2 separate regions of the Homo sapiens genome follow, and region 1 is linked to region 2. The links are chromatin loops, found by intact Hi-C in ENCODE. Cell type or tissue: Caco-2. All regions are shown on one strand. Each heading gives the region's core, and the rest is flanking DNA. Links, peaks and the distances in the headings are about the cores only. Region 1 has its middle 97 kb from the start of LINC01752. Region 2 has its middle 39 kb from the start of JAG1.

Region 1 (16,911 bases), core at 4,785-12,784, 140 kb before region 2:
AAGAAGATTAGGCTGGGCACAGGCCTGTAATCCCAGCACTTTTGGAGGCCAAGAAGATTAGGCCAGACTCACACCTGTAATCCCAGCACTTTGGGAGACCAAGGTGGGTAGATCACCTGAGGTCAGGAGTTCAAGACCAGCCTGGCCAATATGGTGAAAACCCATCTACTAAAAATACAAAAATTAGCTGGGCGTGGTGGCACACACCTGTAGTCCCAGCTACTTCGGACAATGAGGCACAAGAATTGCTTCTACCTGGGAGGTGAGCTGAGATCATGCCACTGCACTCCAGCCTGGGCTACAGAGGGAGACTCTGTCCAAAACCAACAAACAAAGGAAGGAACCAAGAAGATGATACTTTAGAGGCAGTTCTGAAAGCAGTCACTTCTAGGCAAGAATTAAAAATGCTTCAGAAGCTGACATGTGATCCCTTCCTGGAACAGGGCTCACAGGTTTACCCCTGCCCAAGCTCTATCCGCCACATCACCCCACTCCCAACTCCCTGCCCAGGGTCCCAGGGCAGTCACAGGGCAACAGATCACAACAGTGTTATGTTGGGCTGACTCAGCTTTTCCACAAGGGAAGTTACAGAATAACCTGGCTCAGGACTTAGACCAAGTAGTAAAAGGGAAGGAATGACGAAAGCTGGTGAGGCTTCTGCAACTTGTGTTACTGCCCTTGGATTGCTTCCAGGACTGACTTTGTGGGTACGAGACTCAAACTGCCACACAGAGCTCCGTGCTTGGAGGGGTCCCATGATTGGTTTAATGCTCTGCTGTCACTGTCTTGAAATTGTAATAATTTTTCAACAAGGTCCAACATTTTTATTTTGCACTGGGCCCTGCAAATAAATTATGTAGCTGATACTAATTGTTTCAACTCAGTTATCCGCAAACTAAACATCATTGGTTATTTTTATATACTTTACCTTGAGCCTTCTCTTCAGGAGATTGAAGGTGATAAACTGAGAGTTATAGACCCACTTTCAAACCTCTATGGAAACCACTGTTTTCAATGTGTAATTGGAGGAAGATAGGTCAGTTGGATTTCTAGACTGGGACATTTCTTCCCCAAAACTGGAAAAATAAGGAAATCTCTACAAGTTGAAGGTCAGGATGATGAATAAGAATGTATTGAAAAGTAAGACTTCAAATAAAACTTTCATCCCTGGCTTGAAGATGACATTAAACATAAACTTACTGCTATGAAAATATCAATCAGTCATAATGCCAAATAGTTGAAAAACACACATAACCTAAAAAATCCCCAATCCATCATTTATCAGAGGTAAGATGAAACATAGCCACGCTGGGTCACAAATCAAATTCTGGCAGTGGCACAGTGAAATAAAAAGAGGAATCTGGGTAATCCACTGAATAATCATTGCTTCTCTCAATTCCCCCAAATAAGTAAGGCATGTGTTTCCAAAGAGATCTATCTTATCCTGGAGTAATACTCAAATTTTCTGTGTTCTCAGAACTCTAAACTCCCTCCTCCTCAGTAAAGTCTTCTCTGGCTATTTAAAAGCAATTCAGAGTTTTATCTTTCAACTATCTACCCTTTTCAATAAATCTCTGCACATTGAAAGGCTCTTCTGGCCTTGTCAGCATCAGAGTCAAAGGGGGCTGGGGCAGAGTAAACACACAAGGTGGACTTTGGTAGCCAGGCTCTGTGCCTGGCTGTAACCCTTTCTTTTTATCATCCACAGTATACTTACTCCTTGTCTTGGAATTCACCACAGCAGCCAGCCTTCTCCTCCAGCTCTATTTCCTCCCCTGCCTATTTACTCTCAAAGATGACCTCTCCACCTACTTCCTTGGGAAAATTGAGAACATCTGATGAGAACTCCCACAAGTTTCCTCCCAAACTCCTTAAGTTTTCTTTGGATCATCACCCAAACTTTCTTCCTTCCCGCCCATCTTGGAAGAAACATTCCCTGACACATGGACAGGTTAACCCCTTCACCTGCCTTCTACCATGCAGGGGCTTCCCTTTGATGATTAGGGTCTCTATTTTCTCCTTCCACTGACTACTTGTCCAGTTCCTCAACACAGGCTCAAATCTTCTCATTCAAAAACAAACACACAAACACCAATGACATCCTCTCCTCATTCACTCTTCACTCTCTTGCCTTCCTTTTTCTACCAGTCCATAGTGTCCACTTCCTCTTCTCTCTCTATGCCTTCCATAAAAAAAAAAAATTGTCTCACCTAGCACTAAATGTAGAAGGCATCAAATAAATGTGAGACTCATTTCTTGATAGCCTTGAAATACAGTTTGAAAGCAAGTAGTGTGATGCCTCCAGGTTTGTTCTTTTTCCTCAAGATTGCCTTGGCTGTTTGGGGTTTTGTGTGGTTCCATATGAATTTTAGGATTTTTTTCTAGTTCTACGAAAAATGACATCAGAATTTGATAGGGATTGCATTGAAATCTGCAGATCACTTTAGGTAGTATGGACATTTTAACAATATTAATTCTTCCAATCCATGAACACAGAATATGTTTCTACTTATTTGTATCTTCTTCAATTTCTTTCATCAGTGTTTTGAACTTTTTAGAATGTTGGAATTCTACACATTAGATTACAAAGTGTAGAAATCTTTCACATTGACCAATGAAACATAATAGAAAGCCCAGAAAGGAATCTCCACATTTATAGTCAATTGATTTTCTACAAAGGTGCCAAAAACACACAATGGGAAAAGGACAATCTCTTCACTAAAGAATGTTGGGAAAACTAGATATCCACATGCAGAAGAATGAAACTGAACTCTTACATCATACCATACACAAAAATCAACCCAAAATGAAATTGTCTTTTCTAGGGTTAGCCAAATCAAAGGTCTGGGTTTGACACCCATCCTATTAGTAATCCCAGAAGCATTCTTGCTTCTCAAGATGAGACCTCTCTTCCTGGTTTCTGTGATGTTGGTTTCCCTCCAACTTTTCTCACTTACTCATATAAAGTGTCTTTTCCTTATTCTTGTCCATCACTTAATGGAAGTTATTTCCAAAAATACCTCTCTTGGCTTGTTCTCTTGGCTCAGTATAGTGAGCAGAGAACATTTTTATTCCATGAAGATTCTCATTGGCTCCCATCCTCACTGCATGATTCCCAAAGGTATATTCTTACTTCTGACCGCACTACCAAATCGCAGACCACATCTCCAACACTTGCTAAACACCCTCAGTCACCTGCCTTACCTCCCTCTAAGTGTGGCCTACCGGCTCCTTAACCTCTAGTTAACTAAAGCAAAATGAATGTGACAGAATGAATGTCCATCTTGCACAACTTTCAGGGAGTTTCCTATATAATTCTTGCTGTGGAAAGGCACTACTGTCAGACTGAGGCTCAGCAGGCCTGCAGGTAGAAACAACAGGCGATTTTACCTGGCTGGAGAAAAAGTGTGAGACAGGGAACAAAGCCAGATCCTGATCCAAAGCAGCCAAGCTGCACTTCTGTGCTCAGCACTGTATGTTTGCCTCTTGGTCCTCTTGAAAATTGCACTGTTCAAGACATTGATAACAGATAGAGACATCACCAAAAATTAAACAAGCATTGCTTTCACACCTAGAGATAGAAAATTAACTACTTACTTTGCCTGCAAGTCAAGGCACAATGGCATTGCATTAAGCAGGAAGTGATGGGGCATCTGACTTGGGCACAGTGGATCAAGAAAAACTGTGACTTCTTTTCCACTTATTGTTCACACTGTAAATGCTTTACTTCCATCAATTAAAAGGCCTATGTGGATTCTGTCCCTCCAATTATTCATGGTTCTGTTAAGCATCTCTCTCTGATTGAGACTCACTTTTCTTAGTATGAGTGCCTGCATCTGCTTTCTTAATCATGGCGTTCCCAGATCCCAGGGAGCTCTGTGAATGATGCTCTCTTGGAAGACACTGGTGCTAACATTTCCCTCCCTGAGTTAGGAAAGTTAAGAAGAGTTAATAAATTTTTGGCTATGCTCATGTCCCACCCTCCCACTAACAAAAAAAAAAAAAAAAAGAAAGAAAAGAAAAGAAAAGAAAAAAAAGTCCTTATTTTGAACAAAGGAGAATGAAAAAAAGCTCCCTTCCTCCACCCACAGCCTGGGCTCCCCATCCAGGGCCTCCTGCTAATTTCAGGCCTCACCCTGAAATCAGGGAGGCCTGTGCCCTTGGGACACTTACCACCCCTCTCGGCATGACCTGCAGCATTGACAGCTTCCGAGTATCCTAATCTATTCCATATTCTGGGAGGTTCTTAGAAGGGGAGGGTAACCATTCATTCTCCCACAGTCACTCCACGCTTGCTTTCCCACTCACATCCTCTTGGGATTGACAGCAGTAGGGTAATAGAGTTCTGCCTTCCCTGATGCTGCGTGGCTCCTTGGCCTTCACTTAATCAAGGCCATTGCTGTGAAAGTAAGCCGTGCACAACGGGGCCTGCCCAGAAGAAAGCAGGGAGCTATGGCATTGCCTTCTCCCAGCTTAAATGGAGTATCTAATTAAAGCCACACCACCACTGTTAAAGAAATGTAAGGAGCAAAAAGGAGCAAACACACGGAGGTATAAAAAATTATAGGGAAAGCTGAGGGGAGAGGAAGACAATAGAATGATGCCATTACTTTCCCTTAACTGCCATTTTGTATCATGTTAATTGAAAACTGTATCCGTTTTCAGGTTCATCTGCCAATGACAAAGCTGGAATTAAGAGGAACCAACCCATGTGAAAAACTTCCAGGGCTTAAGATCAAGTAAGTAGTGACTCACACTTGTAATCCTGGCACTTTGGGGGCGCTGAGGCAGAAGAAGTTCTTGAGCCCAGGAGTTTGAGGTCAGCCTGGGCAACATAGGAGATCCTGACTCTACAAAAGATTTGTTTTAAGTTCTTAACAGGAAAAAAAAAAAAAAAAAAGATGGAGTAAGTACTGGTCCCACCAAACCTAGCCATTTGCCTGACTACTAAACCTAGACTCCTTAACTCTGCCATATCCAATTTATCAGGAAGCCTCGGCTCTACCTCCAGAATACCCCCCACATTCAGCTCCTAGCTCACCCCCTTTGCCACTACCTTTTAAATTCAAGATACTATCATTTCTTGCCTGGAATGTTACAACTGATGGCCAACTGGGCTCTCTGCCTCGCCTTACCTCCATCCTACTCTCCACACTGCAGCTGGTGAGAGTATTTTCACACCCAAATTACCTTCCAAAGTTTTCCCACTGCCTTTGAGTGGAATCTAAGCTTTTTACACAGCCCACATAATTTTCCTTAAGCTGTCTCCTTCTCTCATCTTTACCACGATTCCCTAATACTCTCCCCTTCACTTACTGGGCTTTAGCCATGCTGGTCCCCTTGCTATCCTTCCATTGCACCAAGCTCTTTCCCTTTGTCCCAGATGGGGTTTCCCAGTGGAGAGCCTGTGATGGGGATTCTTGTGCATGCAGGGAGGACTCTCAGGACAAACCTACAAAATAGTTTGGGAGATAGAACAGAGAAAGGAAAGACGCCAATCAAAGATACAGTCTCCACCAGAGACCAGATTCAGCCTGATGATCCCATGGCCCTGCTTAAGGCAACAGACTGGCATCTTTTTCCATTCAGTCATTGGCTGTGGTCCACCCCTGAGGGTGGACATCATCTCAGGCATTCTCCTGCAGGAAAGCGCAATTGCAGTTGTAAGCAGATAGCAGCCAACACTCAGGGAAGCCAGGGGATGTGTACCTTGGCCCTTGGGATGTAGGCAAGGCATTAACAATTCTACTAGATCTACCTTAAGAACTTGTTTTAGCTATTCCTTCTGCCTGAAGCATGCTCCTTCTAGATCTGCATGTTTCTAGCTTCTCATTATCATTTTCATCTTGGTTTAAATATCTTTTCTGAGTGGCCATGCTTGACCACCTAGCTAAAGTAGCTACTCTGACACACTGCCCTTCCAGTTAGTCAATATCATTATCTGATAATATCCTTTTTCACTGTCTGAAATCATATTTTTTATTTAACGTTCATGTGCATGTTTATTGGCTGTCTCTCCTACTACAATGTAAAGTCCAGGAGACCAAGAATTCAGTCTTATTTGCCAATTTAGTGGTAAAGTAAAAATACTCTGAAGTGAGACTTCCAAGTTCAATTTCTGACTCCACTATTTAATAGCTATATAAGCTTGAGCAAGTTAAGTAACTACTTATAAGTCATTGTGTTGCTGACTCCCATCCTTCAGATTAATTGGGTCATTTGGAGGATTAAATAAGTTAATGCAAGCAAAGTGCTTGGAATACTGTCTGATACATGTTAATTATTCAGTAGATGCTAGCCCATGAGATGTGCCTGGTATATGAGTGAATGAATGAATGGATGGGTAGATGAATGAATGAATGAATGAATGACTTCCTTGGCAACTCAAGCTGCCATTCTGCTCCACCTATATGGTTTATAGCAGAGGCCACTGCCATTTCCTTGACTTTTACCCTTTAAGGCTTCAAACATTCTTATTCTCTTTCTCAGCCATCAGTAGGCATCTAAAGTACCCAAATTAATTTTTGTTTCTCAGTGATTCTTGGAACCACCCAATACTCCCATCTCGACCATACTCATTGCAAGTCTGTAGACTTGAAGGCTTAATTTCCTGGGCAGCAGCATGCTAAATTCTGGAGGCAAGGCTCTAGTCCCACAGTCACAAGCACTCACTGTTCCACCAACAACTCTTTCCCATCGCTTTGCTCAGGCCACCCTTGCCATGTAATCCAAAAAGCTGGCTGCATCAAGACGAAAGGAAGTTTTCAGTAAGCTTCAGCCACCAAATGAACTGTGGTTTTGTCTGTGGCCTGGATGAAATGGATAAAGGTGCAATTAGTTCAATTCTCCTCTGAAAGGCAGAGTTTATGGGAAGTAAGAAGCAGGGGCAGTCGTTAAGCAAATATAAACTGACCGCGTTCTGTTGAGCAGGCACTGTGGGGAACATGAACCGTATCATAGGAGGAGACGAAGAATAAAAGACACAGTTCAGAAAGCAGTTGCCCTGAGAGGGGATAATTTTATTGACCTAAATTTTTCTTAAGGAGGCTTTTGTATTTTTTTGGGTGAAAAGGTCGGATAAGACATTTAGGATTAGTGGAAAGGCATCAAGAACAAGCCTAACCTTCCATTATGGGAAGACCAGGCAATGTATTTGTCATTGAAGGGGGAGAAAAAGAGCAGTGCAAACAGAAATAGGAGAGGGAAGTTAGAAGGCAGAGGGAAGACAGAGGCATCTTGAAGAGCTGTAATTGTGTTGCTTACTCCCATTCTTCTATAAGGTGGCTAAATTCAACAATGCCTGGAGTGAGGGGAGGTTTTGTAGAAAGCAGTGAAGTGTCTGGGTTTCTGGACCAGCAGACTTTAAATGATCTAGAGACCACACCTACCCAGTAGGCCAGAGGAGATGGGAGGTAAAGGAGCCTCAGGCAAGCTTGGCTTTTGTGGAGGCCATGAGATGGGGTTTGGCCGAAATTAACCCAGATCTCCAATGAATCAAGAGGGTTCAGCAAACACCCTAGCAGCATCTAGATACTCTCCGACTCAGGGAGATGTTTAAGGGCAGACACCCACATCCCAGTGTCCATCCCTGTGGCCCCATTTTCAAACCGGGTCTAGAATCTTCCTCATCAATCATATACCCAAATCTAAGCTAATGAACAATTTTAAGCAGTGGCTGAGGCTCAGAAATAACATGTAGAAGGGCAGGCCCATGGAGATCATCCAGCATCTCTTCTTCTGCATAATCTTCCAGGGTGATTTCATTCACTCTCTTGGTGTCAGATCTCGTCTGTAGTCTGGAGAATCTTTAGCCCAGATCCCCCCTTAAGAGCTGTTGTGTGTAGCAGCCACTAGCCACATGTGGCTATTGAGCACTAGAAATGCAGCTAGTATGACTGAGCAACTGCATTTTAAAAATTGTATTTCATTTTCATTTATTTTGATTTTTTAAAAATTATACTCAATTTAATTATTGGAACACCTTTAATAATGTTTGGAACAATTTAGGTATGTAAATCTACTTTTAAAAAATTTTTCATTTTGATTTTTGTGGGTACATAGTAGGTGTATAAATTTATGGGGTACATGAGATGTTTTGATAAGGCATGCAATGTGAACTAATCACATCATGTGAACTAATCACATCACGTGAAATAATCACATCATGTAAAATGGGGTATCTACTCCCTTAAGCATTTATCCTTTGTGTTACAAACAATCCAAATCTACTTTTACAACTATCAATTTTTCATACGAATGAAAACTTAACATCCAAATTGAGAGGCTCTGTAAATGTAAAATATAAATTGGATTTAGATGATTTAGTATCAAAATGTCTAGTTTTCATTAATAATTTTATATTGATTAAATGCTGACATATTATTTTGGATATATTGAGTTAAATTAAAACAGTATTAACATTAATTTCACCTGTTTCTTTTTATTTGTCTTGATGTGGCTACTAGAACACTTAGAACTCCATACATGGCTCACATCATATTCCACTGGACAGCACTGCTCTGGAACCATATGGCCACATCCCCCCTTAGGTTATTCACAAGTACCTCAAACTAACATATGCAAATTATCATATGCAAAATTACATTATCTGTTGTCTCCCATCTCACCCCCAACCTCTTCCTCCTCTAGAATTCCTTAAATGCCTTCATTCATCAGATTACATTGGAAAATAATCTGAGAGTTATTCTTGATGCTTCAAAGTCAGTACCACCTTCAGTAGCATGTAGCTTATGCACTCCATAAGGGCAAGGGCAGTATCTGTCCATCTGTCTACACTTAGCCAAATGCAGCGTGTGGTAAGACCTCAATAAAGACTTTCTAAAAGAACGAATGAGCAAACAAGTGAAGGGGTGACTCATCTCTGGCATTGCTGAGAAGACAAAGCACGCATAGCACAGTTAAGCAGAAAAGAGACATTCCAGTGTGCTCCCTAGAACAGCTGGCCTTGAGGAAGAAAGTCAAAGTCCCGCCTACAAAGCCACAGAGCAGTGACATGAAAACTGAGGCTCCAGCAGCCCCTCTATACAGGGGGGTCTGGAGATAACCAAAGCAATCAGGGCCTTCCCTATGAATTAAGGACATTTGGAGGCGGGTGGGGGAGTTAGCTTCCTGGAACCACACCCTACTCAGCTTTACAACGTGGCCTCTTTGCTGTAAAAGCTGGAAGGGGAATTACAGAGACAACAAATCTAGGTCAGCAAGAATCATGGACAGACTAAGTAGGGAGTGGACAGCCTCCCTGAGTGCCAATTAAACTAGAGCAATGACCAGTTAACAAGTACAACTAAAGAATAGGCTGAAAAAAGTCAGGCTTGTTCCAGAAAGTCTAGCGGCCTAAACACCATCCCAGAGCAATAATAGCAGTGGGAATAGCCATTGACATCAATTTATACAGCACATACGATGTACCAGGAGCTACTTTAAATACTCCTTTCTTCTCACACTCTCTCTCTGTATGTATACATGTATATGGTGTGTGTATATGTGTGTGTGTGTGCTAGCTTCAGTCTTCATAGCAACCCTATACAGTTGTTATCATTATCATTCCCATTTCACAGATGACCTAAAAGAGATGTGGCTCTGGGATTCAAACCCAGGCCATCAGTTACAAAGTCTTCATTTGTAACTATCACGCCATTCTGTCAACCACAGATCAGGGAAAGGAGGGATCAAATCCTAATTTCTGGAACACCAGGTAAGATTGTGGTCCATCTGCTCAGTGTTCTGATGAGTTTATCCAAGGAGCATATTTGGGACTAAGAGAAGAAATAGGCATTATTCTCTTCTCTGACACTAGCCACGTTCATTCACTTCTGCATTAAACGTGTATATTTTTTAAGCTCTCTCTTACCTGTGTTTCTATTTATCCTAGTCTCTTCTTGAGACAAGGACTTCTCTTCTACTCTTCGCTACTACTGCAAGATTGGAAGATCTTAAGGAAAACTGGTGTATTTGGAGGGCAGAGATTCTGCATTAATGGAGAGTTAGGTTGGCTCTGCTATTTCTGCCTCCTTGTGCCTTAAACTGAGGAATGGATCCAGCTAAGCACAACTTTGTAAAAGAGCATGGAGCAGGGCCCTCAATCAACGAAGCTGGGGGGCAAGAGGAAAGTAGGGACACGGGGAGCTAACATTGTGTGATGATATTTGCAGTGGTTTTAGACAAACTAAATAACACCAAAAAAAGAGGAAACGATACAACTTCTGACAATGTCACTATCCTCACATTAACTTTTTTGGAAAGAGAGACATAGAAGGGAATGATACAGAAGAGAATGATAGACTTACTCTGTTTTGCTCATCACATAAACACAAGAATAAGGGTGGGAGATTGTTTAAGGAAGGAAGATTGCAAGTCAAAAAGGGGGAAATTTTTCTAGCCATAAAAACGCGTCAAAATTGAATCATCTCTTTTGTATGGTTTTGAACTCCAGTTTGGGGAAGAGACCTCAACCAAAGACTATTGACCACTGGAATTTGAGTTTGAGATTGATGACCATTTAATCCCAACTCTAAGATTTTATGCCCTGAATGTTACCAATATATTTTCTATTAAGATATAACTTATACAACATGAAAGTTACCATTTTAAAGCGTACAATTCAATTATGTATAGTATATTTGTAGAGTCATACAAACATCACCATTTTCCAATCCCAGAATATTTTTATGAAGCCAAAAAGAAGCTTTATATATTAGCAGTCACTCCTAATTCCTCCTCCCTCAATTCCTGGCAACCATTAATCTACTCCTTGTCTCTATGGATTTGCCTATTCTAGACATTTAAGTCATATAATATGAGGTCTTTTTTGTCTGGCTTCTTTCACATAGCATAAGACTTTCACGATTCACTCATGTAGTAGCATGAATCAGTATTTCATTCATTTTTACGGCTGAATAATTTTCCATCATACGGATATACCATATTTGGTATATCCATTCATTTGGTAGTGGATATTTGGGTTGTTTCATTTTTTAGCTGTTATGAATAATCCCACTATAAACATTTATGTACAAGTTTTTGTGTGAACATGTGTTTTCATTTCTCTGTGGTATACACCTAGGAGTGGAATTGCTTACTTGCACAATAACTCAATTTTTTAACTTTCTGAGGAGCTGCCAAACTGTTTTCCAAAGCAGCTGTACCATTTTACATTCCCACCAGCAATGTATGAGGGTTCCCACTTCTCCACATCTTAGCTAACAGTCAGTATTGTCTGTTTTATTACAGCCATCCCAGTAGATGTGAAGTGGTATTTCCTTGTGGTTTTGATTTGCATTTTCCTAATGACTAATGATGTTGAGCATCTTTCCATATGCTTATGGACCATTTGTATACCTTCTTTGGAGAACTGTCTATTTAGATTTTTGTCCATTTTTAATTGGGTTGTCCTTTTATTATTGAGTTGTAAAAGTCCTTTATATATTCTGGATGATCAATATATCTGACTTTCACTATAAGTGAATAAATTTGAAACCTGGGTAAATTATCTTTCTAGGGGAAAAAATAGGAAACTTGAAATTATTTAAGAGAACCTAATATGAATAACCAAAGAAGAGATTATGAACATTTATAAAGAGCTATTTCCCTGTTCTCCCTAAGCCCCTCTTATCCTACCCTACCTAAAATTCCAAAAAGCACCAAAGCCAGTTGGTTTCAAGGGTGAATTTTTCAAATCTTCAAGGAAGAGATTTTTCCTTTGCTATATAACATGTTCCAGAGTCTAAAGAAAGGATATTTCTTAACTTTTTATGAAGGCAACATAAAACTTCACCAAAACCTGAGAAAAAAAATAGCCCAAGAAAAAATTATAGAACAACCTTACTTATATATGTTGACATGAAAAGCTCATAAATTAAATATCAATAAATGAAATTTGTCAGTACAGTAAATGAATACTACAGGGGAATAACCTTTGGAAATCGTAAGATGATTGAATAATGAGGATTCAGTATAATTAACAATGCATGTGAATAAAAAACTCAATATTCAGAAAAGGCATTGAATAGAAACATTTATTTCCAGTTCAAAAACACTCCTTAGGACCTGTACATTGAACAACAGTACAATATCATCTCACATCTTATATAAAATAACATTAAAACATCTGAAACTATTTTTAAAAATAGCAAAAATATATGGAAACGGAACTTTCGTAAACTCCTGGTGGGAGTTCAAAATGGTCAAATCACTTTGAATAAATATTTGGTAGTATCTAGGAACACGGATAACCTACATACCATATGACCAAGGAATTCTACTCCAGCGTAGAATATCCTAGAGAAATTCTTGTACAGTTTATAAACCGACATATACAACAATTTCCATGGCAAAACTCTTTCAAAATAGAAAAAAATAAATTATATTAATAGGAGAATGAATAAACATTTGTATTTTCATTTCATACAACTGTTAAAATTATGTAGCTCTCTCTATTCAGTCATGTAATTAGAACTCCACACAAAATGTTGAGTGAAAAAAAAGCAAAAAAGCAAATAGCACACACCTTAAACATTTTTGTTGTTGTTGTTGTTGAGACAGTCTCACTCTGTTTCCCAGGCTGGAGAGCAATGGCACAATCTTGGCTCACTGCAAACTCCGCCTCCCAGGTTCAGGTGATTCTCTTGCCTCAGCTTCCTGAGTAACTGGGACCACAGGCGTGTGCCACCATGCCCAGCTAATTTTTTTGTATTTTAGTAGAGACAGGGTTTCTCCATGTTGGCCAGGCTGCTCTTGAACTCCTGACAGGTGAACCACCCACCTCGGCCTCCCAAAGTCCCGGGATTACAGGCGTGAGCCACTGCACCCAACCTTAACATTTATGTCTATTTTCAAAACACAAAAACAAACATTGTGTATTATTCATCAACACATACATAAGTATGTAAATATATTAAAATGGAGTGAAAAAGATACATATTCCTTTCACATTTACCTCTGGGTTTGGAGCAAGAACAATACTGCCAGTGGAGGACTTTATCATTCGCCGTAATCCTTTACTTCTTTTATTTCAATTGGTGAAAATTTTAACAATCTTCAATTCTGATTGGTGAGTGTATGAACATGCATCATTATTCATTGTACTTTTGAGATTTTTCAGATTTCTGAGAACAAAAAAAAATTTTCATAAAAACAGACACCAAGTTCCTCAGTATGGTAAAAATATATATTTCCAAACAAAAATTAGTCCCATTCTTAATGGCAAAACAGGGGAAGCATCCACATCAAAATAATTTAAACAATAAGGATCCACACTATTAATTTATATGAGTCTAAAGGGCTCTAGCTATTTAATTAATTGATCAGAATTTTAAGATGTATATGTATCTTTAAGTATATGTCTATAGGATTGTATATTTGTGTGTATGTATATGTTCATGGAGTGTGTGTATGTGTGTATATAAGAATTTGTATATATGAGTATGTATATGTATATGAATGCATATGTATGTGTGTGAAGGGGGTGTATGTGTATGAGTATGTATATGAGTGTGTCTGTGAGTACAAACACCCACTAACAGACACACTCACATATATACTCTCATACACATATACCCTCTCACACACATATATACACATTCATATACTACATAGCCACAGGTATATTCGCTTACATACATAGGTATATGTATGTAAGAGTATCTGTGAGTGGGTATATATGTATGTATGTAGGAAGGCGTGTATGTGTATATATATGTATGGGTATGTACATATGCATATATGTGTGTGCATGTGTGCATATGTGCCTAGGTATGCATATGTATGTATGTGCATGTGTACATGTATGGGTATGTATATGCATGCACATGTGCATGCAAACATATCGAATAGGAAGAAATACATACCAAGTGTTCCACATGTGTTTGTTCTGTATTTTCGGGTAGAGTTTATGCTCATTAAAATCTGAACCTGTGACTTGTGTTTCTTTCAGAATTTGGAATTAAGTTCTCAATAATTCTTGTAGAATTAGATTTGGCACCAGAACCCCACAATTTCTACAGACGGGCAAGAATTCACAGATCAAATTTCAGGACTGTTTTTAGCTCAGTACAAGATAGTTGGTGGTGAGAATTTTAAAATAAAAATGAAACCCTAGAGATAAGTTTCTTTTAAAATTTTTACAGATATAGACACAGTTATCCCCTTTTCTGGAATTCATAGCAAACATCAGGAACTAAGATATTACAATTACCTCTAAATTTTGACAATTTCTCAAAAATTGCTAAAGTTCGTTCAGGAAAGATAGAGAAGATACGACGCTGTGGATGACCTGTTTTGTTAGCCAGAAGGACAGAAGAGAACCCACCAGGTGGACTTTGCTTCCACTCCGGGCCAGTGGGTAACCATTCATTTGAAGAAGGTGGCATCAAGAAGTCAGTAAAAGTGGGGGAACCCCTTCGTGGATCCCGTATAGCAGGAGAGAGAAACGGTGGTGTTGGTGGCAGTGATGAATGTGGCCTTCTGGTCCTGTGTAGGAAAGCTGTAAACTCACGGGTTCAATTCCCAGGATAGGAGGGTGGGGTCTGGAGAAGAGCAGCATGGCCTGAGCCTTAGCAGACATGCTTAGTGATTGCATCCCACTGACAAGGAGACACAGCCATGGCTTTTGTTCTGCATGCCTGGAAAGGCAGCCAGAGCAGGAGAGCCATCCAAAAGCAAGAAAAACCATTTCCTCACAAAAGGAGAGGTTATTCTCTTATTTTCTTTTCCCCTGGAGCCTGAGTCAGGCAAGAAAGCAACACCCTAAGGTCAGATCGAAGTCACAGAGCTGAGAGCTCCATTCGGGTTCAATTTGACAGGCTGAAAGACACTCATAGCCCAGATGGGCAATAAACCAGAAGAGCCACAGCAGCAGAAGCAATGCCTTATTCCCAAATATTGCTTGGAGCCCAAGAAGAGTCTCTTGCATTTCAGCTCATACTCCCCACACAGCAAACCAAGCTGTGCTCTTTCTGGGTGGCTGGCTCAAAGAATCATACATTACAGTGGAAACTCCCATTTACTTCATTTACTGCCATTTATAATATTTTCCACTATTTGTAGATAATAAATTCATCCTTTTCTTTTTTCCTTTTTTTTTCCTTTTTGTCAAAACTGCAGGCCACTCCAAAAGCCAAAAATGTTCCAAAATCTTACTCGAATGTGTTCCCCTTCATTTTCTCTGATAGCTTTAATGGTTTCTTTGGAATTGCCCCAATATCAACCAAATTAACAATGCTGAGCAATAAAAATTGTTACCTTCATTCTTGAGTGCCAAGGGGCCTTTTGAATGAGGATGCTTAAAGAAGAGAGGTTAATTAAAGTCACTCCCAGAAAAATAACCACCCACCACAAAAAGTTTCTCCCCAGCCCAGTCTAGCTCTGTATCATAGTTATTGACAATCTCCAGTTTATTTGAAACTCATTTAACATGCAGGACTGAAACCATGAATTTTGTCAATGGAATTACATCTCTGCAATTGCCTCACCTAAGCCTTTCAGAAGGATGTTAAGCAGGAGTCTTAGCAGGAGATCAAAAGGAGAAAGGGAATATTCCAGGCTTACTTTATTTCACAGAAGCCTGGTGGTTTTCTCAGTCTGTGAAGAGCCGGGCACACGTTGCATATGTGCTGCATGTGGAGAAATTAACGTTCCACTTGGAAACCTTACTTTTTACCAAATAACAGCCTCAGAGAAAAGCATGATGAACAAAGCCACAACAGCATCTCTTTCATTTTTACACCCTTCAGTCTACTGGCAAAATTGGAGCAATAAACATGTCAGCAGCTCATTCCTCTTTCTTATATTCTGTCATTGTTTGCTTTGGCAACAGCTACTATCCTAGGGCCAGGAGGAAAAGTGGACATACTGGACCAGGATAAAAGGTGTCAGCCAGCTAAGTTCATCACCAAACCCCAACTGGTAAAGGAAATTGGTATCCAATTCACGTGATTGCTACTGCTCATAGCTAAGATGCTGAGTCAGGCTGAAGAGCTATCCTAGAGGAGGTAGCAGAAAATTACTTTTGTTTCATTAAAAGTGAATCCTAATTGGCAATTATCTACAAAGCAGTAAAGAGAAGACATTATTTTGATTGTTTGCTAAGCTTTCTGCATCTCTAGAGAGATGTTTTCAGCATCCTTCAGTGCTTGGCACATCCTTGTTCCAAGGAATCTTCTTTGTATGTTGCCTCCTTCTGTTAAGATATCTATATAGGTGCCCTATACTTCCTACATTAAGTAATGCAGGGGTTCTCAATTTATGTAGTTCAGTCCCTTCCACATGCATCTTTTTTTCTCTTCATATTACTTTTAACTTGTGTCTTTACATTGAAAATGTATTTTTTATAAACAAAACACAGGTAGACTTTCCTCTTTCACTCAGTCTGACAATCTCTGCCTTTTAATCTGAGTGTTTAATCCATTAATGCTTAGTGTAATTATTTCTATAATTCAGTTTAGCTCCACATGCTTCCTATTTGTTTTCTATTTGTTTCAATTTCCTTTGTTCCTTTGTTTCTGCTTTCCTGACTTCACCGGGATTGATGAAGTATCTTTTAATATTTTTTAATCTACTCTACAGTTTTTTAACGATATCTCTAGTTATTTCTCTTAATAGTTACTCCAAAGATTATAAAATGCATTCTTAACTTGTCACAATCCATCATGAATTAATACTGTACCACATCTAATGTATTAATCTTACAAAAGTATTCTTCCTTTTACCTCCTTTCTATTTTTATGTAATTGTTATCATATGCATAATGAGTAAATCCCAGAACACATTGCTTATTTTCCTTGAAATAGTCAATGATCTTTTAAAGAGAATAAAGGGGGAAGACATTGTATATTTACCCAAAACTCATTGTTTCTAGAGCTCATCATTTCTTCCTGTAAAATATTGAATTTCTGT
Region 2 (16,911 bases), core at 4,947-12,946:
GCAAATTCCAAATACTTTTCCTTCATACAAATGAGGTTAACAGCAAGAACAGATTTTACAAGGACATTTTACAACCAATCAGCACCTCGTGGAATGAGATAAATACCTGCTTTTTTCCTTAATATGGTAAATGGCTGGACATAGTTTAAAATAGAGCCAAAGCTTGGTGCAATTAAAAAAAATAGGTGACAAACAAGAGACATGTGCAGGGCAAGCATGTAAATAGCTTTTGGGGAAGAAAGCTAATGGATCTAGTGTTCACACAGGGAAATTTCACTAGACTCTTTAACCAAAGTCAATCTGCCACGTTGAGGAAATGCAGGATCAGCCTTGATACTTTTTGTCCCAAGGGAAAGTTGCCTGGTTGCCAGCAAAAAAAGAGAACTATTTCCATTTCTGTTCTTGCTCTGAACAGTGGGCTGAGAAGAAATTGATCTCATGCGGAAGTCTACAAAGAGAAAGCCTTCTGTTCACTTCTTTCTCAGTTGAGACTTGCTCCTGCCAAACTAAAAAGACACACATGGAATCACAGACTCTTACAAATAAAAGAAATTTAGAAAGCTTGCAATCTAAAACACACACGCATCTCAAAACATACCACTAGCTAAAGAAGGCCCGTAGCCCAAAGAATATTTTTCCTTTTCTCACAAGAAAGTTGCAGTCTAGGTTAGAAAACCTGCTGGAGGGCAGTCCCATCTCAAGAACGCAAGATGGTTGCCCCAGTTCACTCTGCACTGAAGTGAAACCTCCAGCTTCCTCCCCAGACAGGTCCTCCCCAAAGAGATCACAGCATCTCTGTTCAGAAAGAGATCTCAGTAATCTGTCTTAATTGCTGAGCTTCTAAAAAGCTTTTGACTCCGCCACAGTTATGCCTTAAAAACCCCCACACCCACACTCAGAAATTTTTGTGTTTTAGCCATAAATTTTTTTTAAGACAGTTGAATCAGAAACCTTGGGACCATATTGCTCTGCCAAATAAGTCATGTACGTGGAAACTGAACCCCCACTAGAATGCCTCAAGTTGTGGCTAGGTGTGTCACTGATCTCTTCTCTGTTTAAAAAAAAAAAAATCCTTTCCTTCTGTTCCTTTACTTCTTTTCTAGGTACTAAGTAAATAAGTAGAGAGTTTTGTAGTCCCCAGCTTGTACAGCTAACCCCTCATAAAACAATTCATATTGTATAAAATAACAATGCTATCCATTGAAATTAAAATGGAAAAATTTTAACTGTTACTCAGCAAAGACAACAAAGGTGTCCCCTTTCAGAGTTGATAAGAGATCATGAGATTGAAACTCTGCACAGCACTTTGAAAACTAGAAGCCCTAGTCTTAGGACCTCATTCTTTTAAAGCCAATAGCTTTGAAAGCTTGCTAGATCTGAAACTGGCTCCATCCTATGTTATGTTTTTGATCTACAACACTGTGAAACAATTACTGTTGTAATCAAATACACTTTGATTATTTACAGCTCTCTATGCCATTTACCCTTACAGAAAATAGTTCTTAAACCATATGGATAATAGAACAAAGCAAAATGGCCTTGAAAATAAACCAATCCTGCAAAAAAGTCATGTTTTTAAAATGTGTGTCTGTGTGTGTGTGTGTGTGTGTGTGTGTGTGTGTGTGTGTGTATAAGAGGGAACAAGTATTTCTGAAAGCTCACAAAATTGGAAACAAGGCAAGTCAGTAAAATTTCTTCTAAACCACCTTTCTCTACCCCTGGAAAGCATTTTATGAGATAATGAAAACCTCTAACATTGAGTGATGTGATTAAGTAATAAAGGGCTGAATTTTCCTTCCTATGTAACTCCACAGGGTGCTTCCTAGTGCATTGCAAATGTCTGTATAAAGAGCTAACTGTGTGTTGGTGTGCCACCAGATTACTGGTGTTCGTTAAAGGAGATCCCACTGAGATTTTTCTCTAGACTGGTAAAACAACAGCTTCATTCTCTCTACCCTAATGGGCTGATTAGTGAGTCCTACCCTTCCTAGAAAGCACTGTACACAGCAGATATAGGTGCATTGTCTCAGCCCTAAGTGTGAAAGAAGAGCAAGCTTGCACACTTGAAATCTCATGGTTCACCAATCAACACTATTTGGTTGGGAGAGTTTGCCTGAAGAACTAACATGCCTTCACATGCTTCATATGAGATGGTGACGTTCAGCCACTGCAGATATTCCAGGCTACTAAGAGAAGATATATAGCCAGCTGTCAACCCCCGGAATGCAACACTTAAAGGATGGGGAATGTATTCCTTCCTGGGTTTAATCTCATCACTGCTTCCCTCTCTGAGGATGGTGCAGGGCACCCAGGTTTGACCCAGACTACTGCTCCACAGGTTCCAAGTAACGCATGGGTTAAGCCAGCCAATAAATCAACCTCCTAACCAGGGCTTCATCACCCTATACCTGGACTCTCACAGCTTTGCAGCCATCTGAAATTTCTTTAATGGGATTACCCTGATGGACATAAAATCTCTGGAGTCTGTCATTGTAAAAGGACTGCTTCCAACAATATTTATGAGAAGGTGCTTTTGCAGTTATTCCTCAAATCTTTCTCCCAATATTCAAACTTTCTGTATTCTAAATTCTCCTCTCATAAAACCTTTCACCACCAGATGCATGCATATGTGAGGAGGTGTGTGTGTTGGGGGGGGGGAGTATTAGCTTTATTTTTTAAAACTTTTATTTTGAAATTATTTTAAATCTACAGAAACACTTTCACAAACCCCTCTCTGTTTCTGTGTGTGTGTGTGTGTATCCAGGCATACACTCAGTCGCAGACAGTTGTTTCTGGACCATGTGACTCTAGGACACATGTAACGTGTCCTTGTTCTGAAATACCTCCATGTGTATATCATAGGAATAAGGATAGCCTCTTACATATCACAGTACTGTTACCAAATTCACGAAATTTAACATCGATGTAATATTTTCTTCCTACAGACCATATACAAATTTCATCATGTGTCCCCAAGAACTCCCTTTATAACAATTATTTCTCTGAAAGGATTCAGTTCATAATCACATATTTTATTCAGTTATCAGCTCTGTAGTCTCCTTTAACCTGGGAGCAATTCCTCAGCTTTTCAGTTATTTTATAGAATGTTTCTCAACTTGGATTTCTCTAACATTTCCTTATGATTAGGTTCATATATCAAATTTGGGCCTGGAATACTACATAATGATGTGTTCTTCCTGAAGTCTCATCTCAGGATTCTGATACCCAATTTGCCCGTTTTTGTGATGTTAGTTTCTATGATTTGATGAAGATCTTGCCCCACTTCTTCATTGCATAGAGACCTGTTTTCCTTCTTTACCTTTAGATACCTTGAAATTATGTAAGTAATCTGCATTTTTTTTTTTTTTTTTTTTGAGATTGAGTCTTACTCTGCCTCCCAGGCTGGAGTGCAGTGGCACAATCTTGGCTCACTGCAACCTCAGCCTTCCAGATTCAAGTGAGTCTCCTGCCTCAGCATCCCGAGTAGCTGGAATTACACTTGCCTGTTGCCACACCCAGGTAATTTTTGTATTTTTAGTAGAGACAGGGTTTCACCCTGTTGGCCAGGCTGGTCTCAAACTCATGACCTCAGGTGATCCACCCGCCTTGGCCTCTGAAAGTGCTGGGATTACAGGCGTTAGTCACCGCATCTGGCCTAAGTATTCTGCTCTTTATTTAATCTGTACCTCTAGATTTAGCATCCAATGATGAATCTTGCCTAAATCAATTTTCACTCCGACGTTCTCGTATTCTCTAAGTTACATTGCAGAAACTTAATTCACTGACACCACTCCAGGGCAGAAGAAAACTAGATTGCTTTAGCAGTCATGAGGCGTTTTCACAGGGTGACCATCTCATACGCCGGGAAAAAGGGGAAAATGCCTATGCTACAAATGGGCCAGCTTTGTCACAACAGGCTTTCCTTTTATCCCAGTTTCTTCAAAAGAGTCCTGTCTCCAGAGGTGCAATTCCAAATCAGAAGTCACCACACCATCTTCCACTCCTGTGATTCAGTATCAAGCATTTTTCATTATGCTCACATACAGCCTTTAGTCCAGGGCACTTCCTCCCTTTTGTTTAAATTGCTTGTAGAGTAAACATCTCAAAAGTTAGGATGGCAGCCAAAAGAAGATAATCTCTCAGGGGAAAAGATTGGAATCCTCACAATTTCCATCACCAAGAAGCAAAGGAAAATGACAAGTTGCTATTCATTTCCAAAGAAATTGTACTCTACAGTGAAGTTTCCCACCTTTAATTTCATGAAATGAAAGTCTTTCAAAATGTTACATTTTATAAATGGCAAAAAAAAACCTGCATCGCAACATTTCCTATGGAAACAAACACTTTTGCATATATTATATAGATAATTTACACACAAACACTTTTCCTTATAAGAGGAGCTGCAGGCATCTCAGAAACCTGATAGGTTAATTATCAAGAGAATACTCTTCTGCTTCACATGAAATGAAACAAAGTGAAACCTACTGGTTAGGGGAATCTATCACTTATGCCCTCTGGGGTTTATCATGTTCGCTAAAAATAAACACACTTCTTTGAGGACAGATGGAAAATGTGAGGTGACAATTCATTCTCCAGGAGAGCTCGTTACTTCCCAAGAGGCAAATTCTCACTTCAAGGTGTGGAATCCCCACCTGCATTAAAAAACCTCTGCAATCTATAGGCAAGCATGCCTACTGCAGTGAGGATTATTCTAATAAAACTGGAGTTTGATTGAAAACAAAAATAAAAACAAAGTGATAAGGTCCAACATATAGTTGCTGATATGGCCAGTCTTGCTTCCCTTATCACTAATCAGAATCTGGCAGCATGAGTTAGATTTTGTCATCTAAGAAAGATTTGCTTCTCTTTCTTATATTGGCATGTATTGTGTAAAGAGACTATAGCAAAATCCCAGCAGCCCAGCCAAGTAAAAAAGACTACACATGTTCAAATAGAGTGAAAGAATACTGCATCCTGTTGTATGGTATCCTGTCATGTCAGATTTTATTGTATTTCAGAGCTGGAAGCAACTTAAATATCATTTTATAGCCTCCTCATTTAATAGGCAATGCAAACAATGGCACAGCTTGGATACATATTCATTTAATAACTATTTAAATTTATTTAAATAAGTATTTGTTCACAGAATATTTACCAAGCCCCTACTTTGTGCCAGGCACTGGGCCAGGCCCTAAATATATGATGGGAAATAAAGTAGAAATAATAGTAGATGATCCTTACGCTCACAGATATTGCAACCTACTTGTGGAATTTATTGATAATAACATCATAGTTCATTAAAAGCTTTCATATAGATCACTAGTGTTCAGTAGAAACGTATTATGAGTCACTTATGTAATTTTTATATTTCTAGTCCTGTCTCCAGAGGTGAGAGTCCAAATCAATTGGCTACATTTTTTAAAATGTAAAAAGAAATAGGTGAAATTAATTTAATAATATACTTAATTTAATGCAATGTATTTAAAATAATCAATATAAAAAGTTATATAGTCAACACAAAAAGTTATTGATATGTTTTACATTCTTTTTTATATTAAATCTTCAAAATCCAGTGTGTATTTTACATTTACAGACATCTCAATTCAGATGGTAAATTTTCACCAGAAGTATTTGATCTATATTTAGATTAAAATTTACAGTTTAAAAAGAAGATTGGCAAATTCAAGTTGTATCAGGCATTCTTAAAAGTTTTCAAAGACCTGAATCAAGCAGGTCTTAAATTTAAGTTAATCAAAATTAAACACAATTAAATAATACAGTTCCTCAGTCACACTAGACCCATGCCAAGTTCTCAGTAGTCCCATATGGCCAGTGGCTGCAGTATTGGTGCTGTAGCTCTAAACGGCATCCTTTTATTTTTCTAAGAAATACATGAACAAAGCAGGGCAGGCATTACTGCCCACATTGTATACATGAAAAACAAACAAGCCTCGGAGACAGATAAAATGAGTCATCTGAGGCTGTACACTACTGCAGTGAGTGGTGGAATCAGAATTCAGTCCCAAGACTCCCAAAGCCTAATGATATTTCTCCTCCACCTCTCTGTATTAAAAATGAGAGTAAAGAGTCCTGTTCTGTTCACAGCACTATGTTAGGTTGTACAGAATCACAAATGCCAGATTAATAAATCTGGACTTGAGCCAGCCCACAGGTAACACACAAGTAGCCTAAGAGCTGAATTTAGCCACAAATGTGTTCCATTGAGCAGGTCTTGTTTTTCTTTTGCAAATCTAAACTTAACTGCTTCTCAATAGGACATGCATTTTTTAGTTTACCAGAAACCTCACCACCCCCTATTAATCATAACCATTCAGTTTCACTCACTTACTCTTCTTTCCCTAGCCCCTGATGCTTTTGAATTTGCAAACCCAGTGAGGCAACAAGCATCATTAACAGTTTTCAAGCAAGGAATGAGAGTCACCCAATACTGCTTTCAAAAGACTAATCTGGTCCTCTGTGCAGGCTCAGTTGGTATCAGTAAAGACTAGAATCTAAGAAACTAGTTTAGTACTAGCCTGTTTAAAACCTCATTTGCCCCTTTCAGATTTTTCTTCTAGCTCTCATTAAAATATTTTTTGACCCCAAAAGAATCTTCCAGAATATCTAAAGTTTTTAGTGACTCAAAAGAAGCTTTTAATGAAAAGATAGAGCTACACACACACACACATAGAGCTGGTCCCTACCTGCAGGGCATCTGGATGACTCCTATGGAAGGCTTTTGAGTTCAAGATTAAGATAAGGATTTTAAAGATGTAAAGACATCTTTTTTCCTCCCCTGCTTCCTTGCTAGGATGCACTGGACAAAACTTATATCTTCTATATATCTGTGTTCTTTTCTAGTCAAGTGAAAATTTATTAAAGCAAAAGCAATCAATCAAACTTGTTTTTCCAATATGAGTTTATCAGTTAATCTGGTGCCACTATGACATAACATATTCATCATAACTTGGGAGAAGGTAAGAATTTGTTTAAGTCAATTCACTGAAATAGTCCAACTACATTTTTTGTAATTCATTTCAGAGTTAGTTTTCCAGATACGAAAAATATGTTCTATTACTTGAATCTACATGTTTTGATGATTGCGTTGAGTAGGTGAGTCTAATACAAAAATTCTCAAACCTGAATATTAGAGTTATGGGGTGGGAGTTGGGGAAGAAGTTTAATTAACAAGCAGATTTCTGAGACCCAGAATTAGATTCTATAATAATTCAGTAGGTCTAGGGCATCTCAAATCCCATAGGCGAATCTGATGCAGAAGATACCTGTATACCACATTTTGAGAAATATGGTATGAGCAATTGGCCATGGATCACAGCTCTTTCACCTGGATCAGAGATCCCTAGATTTATTGAAGATTACTTACCAACTAAGATGAAGTATATTGATTGCATTCATAGTGCGAAGTAATGGTTGCTTTGTGTGCACACTTTCTGCAATGTGATTCTGTGGATCCTCCCGTCAAGAGGAAGATTCTACTTCCCTCCCTTTCGAGTCTGGGCTGGTCTTGTGATTTGCTTATAACTTTGCAGTGAAAGTATCAGCACATCAGCTCCAAGTATGGGCCTTGAGAAGTCTTGCATGCTTCTGTCTCTCAGATCCTTGTCACCACCATGGGAACAAGCCCAGAAGAGCCTGCCAGAGGATGAGACTGCATGGAAGAGATTCCAATTGTCCCATTCAAAGTGACCTTAAATCAGCCTACAGTCAGCCAGCCATTGAACGTGTGAAAGAGCCCAGCCTAGAAAAACAGAGCTCCCTATCTGTCCCACAGTTGGCTAGAGACTCACAGTGAGCTGGCCAGTGTCAGAAGTATCCAGCCAAACCAAGGGCAATAAATCTTACTGTTTTAGGCCACAGAGTTTGGGGTAGCTTGTTATGTAACAGTGCTAACCGACACATAAGGCAGAGTACCTACCATCTGTCCTCTCTTCAGGCAAGTTTGAATGAGAAAACAATTCCTTCATAGGAAGAAAATACATCTGTTATTGTGGCAGATAAACCCATGGGCAGACTCTTACCATTTGATTTCACTGGGTTTTATCATGGCCCTATAGTTCTCCCAGCACTGGTGGACCAAGGTGATGGCCAAGGAGAAGTGATATCCAGGCCCCAAATAAAGTAATAGTTAATAACAAAAAGCAATGTTATTTAAAAGCATTGCAAGATTAAAGACCCAAGCCAAAACTTAATGAAGAATTTTTTGTGTGTGTTCCATCAAGGTCTTGCTGTCCATTCACCATAAAAGAACATAGTGAAACTCTGTCTCTACTAAAAATACAAAATAATTAGCTGGGAGTGGTGGGTGTCTGTAATCCCAGCTACTTGGGAAGCTGAGGCAGAAGAATCGCTTGAACCTGGGAGGCGGAGGTTGCATTGAGCCAAGATAGTGCCATTGCACTCCAGCCTGGGTGACAGAGGGAAACACTGTCTCAAAAAATAAAAAAAAATTTAAAAAAAGCAAAAGGAACACAACAGATACAGACTTTATTCTTTTGAATGATAAAGGAGACATGTAATCTGGCATTTTTTTTCATGTTTCCTGTAAAATCCTTCTAGTCCACGTGAATTCTTCAAAAGCATTTACAAATCAGATCTTTTAAGGCTCCCTAAATGCAAAACCAAAATTCAGACTTTTCCAATAATTCAAATATGGCTCTGCTGAATCTCACTGCTGCTAAATTATTGCAAGCTGTTTCATGTGTCTAGAATCCAAATGTTAGAAAGATCAGGTCTCATAAAAGAAATGCATCTTTGGGGTCTTAGAATATTCATCGTTTTGGCACCAGTTGCATTACTCTCTTCTTGTAAAGAAATGTCCATGGCACAGGGAACTCTTGGAGCAGTGGGTCGCAGAATAGCAAGCATGCCATATGCTCAGCAGTTCACAAGCACAATGGCCTTATGTCAAGGGTGACATTTTGACTAAGAATCTCTTTACAAACTCGACTTTACATGAATGTAATGGGTATGTCACATTCAAAGGCAAAAAGAGTTACTTCTTTTGTTTGACAGATAATTATTTCACCCGTACAGAAGAATGAACAAAGCCTGTCAAAATCATAGCCTGTCCTCATCGCTGGCCATCTACAAACACACAAAAAATGGAAATGAGACTAACAAAGTCTATTTGCCCATTAGAGCAAATATTGACCCCACTGGCCCCATATGCTTTCCATACCTTTCTTAAAGATTGCTCCTTATAACAAAATGACCAAAAAAGCCAACAAAAGAGCCACAAAGCTACTAAGTCACATTCTGTAGCATTTTATAAAGTTACATATGCCAGAAAAGAAAACAGGGAGAGAAAGCTATATCACAGACTCCAAGACGATTTCCCACACCTTTCAACAAATTTCCTACCAGGTATGAGTCCCAGGTTTTTATAATCCTAAAGCAAGGAAAGTCCTATGGTTTCATAATCCTCATACTTGGAAGCAAAAGTCTAGAAGTCAAAATATTTCTAGATCATATTTTCAGAAGAAGGTTTTCTCGCCATTTTAGGTTAAACCTACAGAGCCTCAGGCTTTCTGATTATACGGATCCTGACGTCTGGCTGTTTTACTAGTAGCTTAGTGACTTCCAGTTCACGTTTGCCAACACTCTAGGAGTGCCCTCTTAGTGTGAGCGGTCAGAGATGATTAACTGAAAAATATTTCCAAGTTAAACATTGATTTGCCTCTGCCTCCATTTATTCCTATCTTGGATGACCTTTCTAACTCTTTTTTTTAAACAAAGAAAGCAGGCACCAGTGGCTTTGCGTTTCTCAGTGAAAAGCAGAATTCTGCATTTGTTAGTTTTTGTGGTTTTATCTTATAAAGAAATGAGTAGGGTATTGGGGCAATCCAAGGGAGACTATTTGCTTTTCTTTGAACACACTCACACACACACACACCTACACACATAGATGCACACTAACTCACACACACAGGCACACAATACATATAGACTCATACATACATACACACATTCATGCACACATATACACACAGGTGCACACACATACACACAAGTGGCCACACACACCTATACACACAGATGACTCACATACACACAGACACACACACACAGACTTACACATACATACACACAGATACATACAGAAATACATACACACCCCCCACCCCATACTCATGACTTGAATGAGGTCATTCTGTTATGTTTCATTTCAGTTACCATTTTACTTCAGTATTTGATCTACACCAATTCAGAAGGTATGAAACTAGCTTAGCTTATGAGGGAGCTGAACGCTCTCCTCACAGTTTTCTTCCTACACTTTAGGAAAATGGCCTTATATATTTAAAATAGCTATCTCTAGGTCTCAAGCCCCTATTTTTGAATCCATGACCAAATCCTGCTGCATTTGAATCTCAGACTATTTCCAAAGCCCATAAAATTTTATATTTTGATAGACTTCATTATATTGAAAGAGAGAGAGTGAACATCAAGGGTAAAGGAGAAAGAATACTATGCTGAGGTCAAACGAATGAAGCACAGGTATCTGTTATGTTATTTCTTTATTTCCAACATATCCAGCTGTCTCACAGAGGCTAACATAAAAACCAAAACATCTGTGCACATGAAAGATTTTTCTTTTTACTAAAGATATATTGTTTAATTTTTTATATATTTTTTTCATACAAATATAATGTACCCTTATTCTAATTTTTGATGTCCTTATAGAATCTGGAATAAGTTTGTATAGCAAAGATAAGAAACAACTTCCTGGGAAAAGGGCATTTATGATCTAAAATTATCTAAAATATCGCATACCAAAAAATAGGCCAAATGTGTTTACATCTTTTTCTTTATCTTTTTTTTTTTTTTTTTTGAGATGGAGTCTCACTCTGTTTTCCAGGCTAAAGAGCAGGGGCACAATCTCGGCTCACTGCAACCTCTGTCTCCCAGGTTCAAGTGATCCTCCCACTTCAGCCTCCCAAGTAGCTGGGAGTACAGGCATGCACCACCACACCCAGCTAATCTTTATATTTTTAGTAGAAAAGGGGTTTTACCTTGTTGGGTAGGCTGGTCTCAAATGCCTGACCTCAAGTGATCTGCTGACCTCAGCCTCCCAAAAGTGCTGGGATTACCAGTGTGAGCCACCAAGCCCAGCCTCTACATCTTCTTCTGATGAGAAATTTCGCACGTGAATATTGGTGGATGTTAGGAAATTATTGTTAATATTTTTAAGGTATGATAATTTTGTTGCAGTTTATGCTTTTTTAAAGTATTATCATTTTTTAGAAGGTAATAGCAATCGATAAAATATATGAAGTCAGAGATTTGTTTAGGAAGGTTAGGGAGTTTTGCTGCAAGATTAACTATAATTAATTATTGAATCTGGTAAAGGGTACTTTAGTGTCTGTTTAAAAGTTTCTATAAGACAATATTTTATGGAAAAAAATATTTTTCTATTGGCTTACAATCTTCCAAGTATGAGTAGATATCCTTCCTTTAAAATAGAACCTCTTTGGGCTAGGCACAGTGGCTCACACCTGTAATTCCCACACTTTAGGAGGCCAAGCAGGGAAGATGGCTTGAGCCCTGGAGTATGAGACCAGCCTGGACAACACGGTAAAACCCTGTCTCTACAAAAAACACAAAAAAGTTAGCTGGGCATGGTGGCATGCACCTATAGTCCCAGCTGCCCGGAAGGCTGAGGTGGGAGGATCACTTGAGCCTGGGAAGTCGAGGCTGCAGTGTACCATGATCATGCCACTGCACTCCAGTCTGGGTCACGGAACAAGACCTTATCTCAAAAAATATATAAATAAAAATAAAATGAAATAAACCCTCTTTGCATCTGACATTTCAGAAACATTTCCAGAGCAATAAGCATAACACATAGAAGGTGAATAGTGTTTCTTTGAACATTAAAACCAATTACCACCTTTTCTTGATAGTCAGAGCAAGGGTGTTCTAAGTTCTTTGACTTAACTGCACTCAGATTTTAACTTTAGGTTTCAACTGCTACACATTAACCACTGCAATTTCACTCCACCCTTGCTATCTTTTCTTAGTAATCATCCATTCACCCTTGTCTGAGCCACTCTCTCATAATGCTTTTCTGGGTAGCAAAGTATGGAGCAAGGCTTATGTTGATTTTATGCAGCCCACATTCCTGGAATGTTAGTACTAAGTACAGAATTTGACCTGTAACACAGTGAAGAAAGAGTTCAAATGCAAACTCCAAAGATATCCATCCCACAGAATAAATGCCAATAAGCAATTTCCTTTTCCCAGCCTACCAGAGATTTTCATCAGATAGCCCATAACAGACAGAACCCATGCCAATATTTTATAACCCATAAAATTTCTTCAAGCAATCGTACAGATTTCCAGCCATCCTTTGATCAGTCTTTGTAACAATGACTCTGGGCCCTCGCCTAAAAATGATTCCTAGATCTCGATATATATACAAGGGAAAAGATCTGGCCTTCAGAAAGCCTCTCATTAAAGCGCTAATCTGTTCCACCACATTCTTCCAAGACACAGCGACCAGCATTCTAGCCAGCCTCAATGGCCAGCCCTAATAAGACTGATAGAAACAGCTTAAGTAATTGGATTGGTATATGGGATTGAATGTCTGACAACAAAAGATAGCCATCTCTATTCGACCACCAAATCTTTGTTCCAGCAATGAATTCATTTAGCAATGTGCTTAGAGGCTCCTGAGCCTGGGCAGAAATAACAGACTGGGGACACAAAAGCTAGGCCAGCTGATGAGCCCAGAGACAGAGGCTGCGCAGTTCCAAAAAGTTAATTACAGTGGACAAAGGCAGCAGACGATGACTTGTTGAATCATTACTATAATCACATTACTGCACTGCTCTGAAGTTCCCAGCCAAGGTGGCATTGCTGCTTCTCATTCTGCCCATGTACTTCATACTCATTTGCCACCTGCAATTTACTGTGTGTGACTTCTCAGTTGACATGCTTTTAACAGCTCAGCTTGTTTGTGTATGCTAGACATTCTTAAATTTTTCATATTTTTCTATCAAAAGAGCCTGATAGGAGAAAAGTGTTAAAGTAGCTGGTACAGAAAAAGTTGGTGTTAAAATTATCTATTTGTCTCAAAATTTGTGATTCAGGAAAGCACTATCATGCATTAGTGCAACTATTGCAACATAATTGCAATATCAAAATCATATATTTATGTATATAACTTTAGAAAGGTCTAAGTAGGGTTAATATAATATAAAACAAAACATCGATTTACAGCTTTAGGTAGGTCTAAAGAAGGTGAATATAAATCAGAATATTGACATCTAAAGCCCATGCTAGGGTGAAAAGTATCAAGGAGTGCCCATACTCAGTGATTCTGAAGCAACATTATTAGTTAATAGTTTCCTAGAAGTTTTGACATGGTTATTTCTTGACCACTGGGTATTCAGTTTCCTCAGCAGTGTGACATAAATTATTTTCACTTTTAACTTCTCTGGGACTGTTTTGGTCTGTCTGGAAAACATACCAGTCAGCGAGTGAGAAGAGCATCTCATTTTATAATAAACAGAGATGGTGGTACAATAATCACAGCTAAAACGGTAATAACACAGCAGCAATAATAATAGTAGAAGTGGTATTATTAATTAATAATTATTTTAGATAGCCAACTTAGAGTGGATTCTAAATATTTCTAAAGGAAGGTCTGATTTAGCCATACAACATTCTGTAAGAGGACTCAGGCATCATTCTACATTAAAATGGAAAGAAATAGCAAAGCCAGGGTGCCTTTGCTTTCTCAAACAGTGGCACCAAAGAAGCCCAAATACAAATGTCTTGACATCTAGTCCAACACTCCATGTCTTTAAAAAGCATCTTTCCGCCAAGATTCCTTGCCCAACTTGGCAAAGATATAGAACCAGCTTCATAGTCCAAATTGTGACTTTGGATTGCAACTGAAAATACACAATCATATTTTGTCCAAAGTTGGCATGTTTTTCCGTTCCCAACTTATCATCCTGCCAAATGGAGAACGTAGTCGCAAATGCTTGGAACTATAACCATAAAAAAAGGTTGGAATATTTCTAATCAGGGATGAACATATTTTTTTATTTTAACATAAATCATGAAGAGAACCTTAGAAGGATTTTTGCTCAGACCTTCTTGGCAGAGATTTCTGGGGGCTTTGCTGATGTTTTTGAGGAGAAATGTTCAGAGGAAAGGACACTGGTACGTTTCCAAGCCAAGCGGTCACTCCTTTGCTGGGAGCAGGTGATTCCCGCATCCACACAGCCTCCAGAACACACCACGTCTGTGACCATCACATTCCACAAAACTGACGTTACCTTGATAAAAACAGGTCCCCAATTCAACAAAACATCCCAAACACCTGCCTAAATGCCTTTGTCTCTTTTTTGTTTTCTAAAAGGGACTGAAGTTGCAATCGATCTGTACGTCTGGCAATCAACTGCAGGATATTTGCCGTATCCCTACACACAATCCCTACACACACGCGGAGCTTAAGTGGATCCTGCGCTCTACAGAAAGCTCCTCCACAGTGCGGTCCGTCGGGGCCTCCGAATCCCCCTCCAGGCCTCAGGCTCCTTCCGTTCCCACCATCCTTTCCTCATTCCACATGCCCTTCCTGTACTGGATACAGCTTTTCTTTTCCTAGGACTACGTATTTCTTCCATCCTCCCCAGGATCATAAAGCCCTCAAGGGTAGGGATGGTGAGGTTTATGATCTTCCCATTCCTCACAGTGCCTAGCACAGAGTGGCATCCCATCAGTGTGTCACGGACCCATTAGGATGGACTGAGAACATGAGACAGACAGAATCTGTTGTACTTAGGTACAACGTGAATAGGCATTGATGACTTGCCTTCGAGGTCAACGTCAGTTTACCAAGAAAATAATAGGCTTTCAGTTCCAGTGTTTGCAGTCTTTCTAAATCATCCAAGGTGTGACTGGAACATGACCACAGCTTTGTATAAACCCCAAACCTGACAGCCACTCACAGTGTTACAGGAAATGTGTGTCCACACATAGACATACAAAGCCTCTGTCTTGGAGCGGTAAACACCCGCGGCGTCTGTGACTAACGGTGAAATCACTTCTGTGCCGAGCCGACGCCCTGGCTCCTCTCGCAGTGCCACTGGGACAATACAGGTAGGCATGACATGGCTGAGCACAGGTGGACGGATGTCCCGTGGCCTCAGTCATTTCACATGTCACTCTTTTCTTACCTATCATTCTCAGCCTCACCCCCTGCCCCTGCTTGGCCACGGAAGGCTGCTGCTTTTTGAAGGTATTCTGGAAAATCTCTGATCAAAGGGTCTTTCCCAGCTTCTTTGTAGCTCCTAGTTGGTGCTGGAATGAAGTCCTACCAAGAGCCAGGCTGATTTCTGCCCCTTACTCTTCTGCCTGGAGCATTCCCAGGCCTGTTTTTCATTATCAAATTATCTGTCCTTCCCATTGAGCACATGGTCCAACATAGACACAGTAAGTTGGCAGCCTAAAACACACAGGCCACACTGGGCCTGCAAGGGGATTTTGATTCTTCTTGACACTATTCGTTTGTTTCATAAATTCATCACCAATGTTTTTAAGTCAAGAAATTTTCTATGTCAGTTCAGATGTCTAACCTCTTTTTAAAAATTGGAAGGTTTGGCCACCTCTGGTTGGCATTTCTACCTGGCACCAATCAACTGAAGCTGAGAAATGGCTGTCTTTTTAGCTGGGGAAGCAGCACTCCACTTCTCCACTGTTCCCATCCATCCCCACTGTCCCCATCCATCCCCACTGTCACACACTTGACCATCCCATGAGCTCACATATGTACCTTGCATGGCAGAGACGGGAGAGCAGTTCACAAAACATGGTTTCTCTTTCTGAACACACAAGACTATATATCCTTATTTGTACACCCATGGTTATAGAAGCATTATTCACAATAGCTAAAATGTGGAAAAAACCCAAGTGTTCACTGATGGATAAATGAATAAGCAAAAACGTGGTATAGACACACAACACAGTATTATTCAGCCTTTAAAAGGCAGGAAATTCTGAAACATGCTACTACCGGGAAGAAGCTTGAGGACGTTATGCTAAGGGAAATAAGCCAGTCACTAAAAGATGAACACTGCATGATTCCACTTACAGGAGATACTTAGAGTAGTCAAAATCATACAAGATAAAAAGAGTTCTGGAGATGGACGGTGGTAACAGATGCACAACATTATAAATGTGTTTAACACCATTGAACTATATTCTTTAAAATGGTTAAAATGGTAAATTTTTTGTTTTGCATATTTTATCGCATTTGATTTTTTTTTTAAGATTATAGTCATATGACTGAGCTCTGGCCAGAAGAATGTGTATAGCAGTGACATGTGCCAGTTTATGGTGAATGCCATAAAATTTCTCACATGTGATTTTCCATGTTCTTTTCCTCTCCATTTGATGCAGTCAAACCACATGTTGAATATGGCAGAACCATCATATGGAAAGATCCCAGGTTGGAAGATCCACTTGCTGACTAGAACAACTTTAGATAAGTAAGAAATGAAAATACTTCTATTATGTTTCAGCCATTATGCATTTTGGGTTTGCTATAGCAACTAGCAGAACTTTAATGCACCTACCTTTGAGCATCTGAGTCTGGGACCTGATTTAATACCTATAGGCCCATCGTTCTCATCTTACATTGAACTACCCATGACTAATCCCTCTGAAAGGCACCATTTCTTGTAGAAATCAACCCACTATGAACTTCAAGAGATGGTCTTCCTCCCTGGACCTCTCTAGTGAGTGGCTTTGTCCAACATTAATTTGTATAACTGTGATTGTGTCTGAAGTTGCCTGACTCTTAACTTAAATCTTTACTTTCTACTCTAGAAAGTTCTGGCTCTGGTCTTCATGAACTTCTTAGAAAAGTAATGGATGTTTATA

What was found. Hi-C counts contacts between places; a loop is a spot of excess contacts. Peaks named below come from ENCODE experiments on the same cell type or tissue, not always from the same donor. Only the 100,000 strongest peaks of a DNase experiment are listed, where the experiment ranks them.
Region 1: it touches region 2 in a loop (2.1-fold over the local background); 4 of 110 quality-filtered maps call a loop at or near these places.

What each region holds. Positions count from the first base shown.
Region 1 is chr20:10,841,221-10,858,131 of GRCh38, reverse strand. No RefSeq gene overlaps it. Among named protein-coding and RNA genes, the nearest start is that of LINC01752, 97 kb to the right of the region's middle. In Caco-2, for the core only: no CTCF peak of the experiment used is centred there; a DNase peak (open chromatin) is centred at 8,941.
Region 2 is chr20:10,704,225-10,721,135 of GRCh38, reverse strand. No RefSeq gene overlaps it. Among named protein-coding and RNA genes, the nearest start is that of JAG1, 39 kb to the right of the region's middle. RefSeq lists an enhancer at 14,466-15,665. In Caco-2, for the core only: no CTCF peak of the experiment used is centred there; DNase peaks (open chromatin) are centred at 9,605 and 12,116; H3K4me3 peaks cover 819 bases.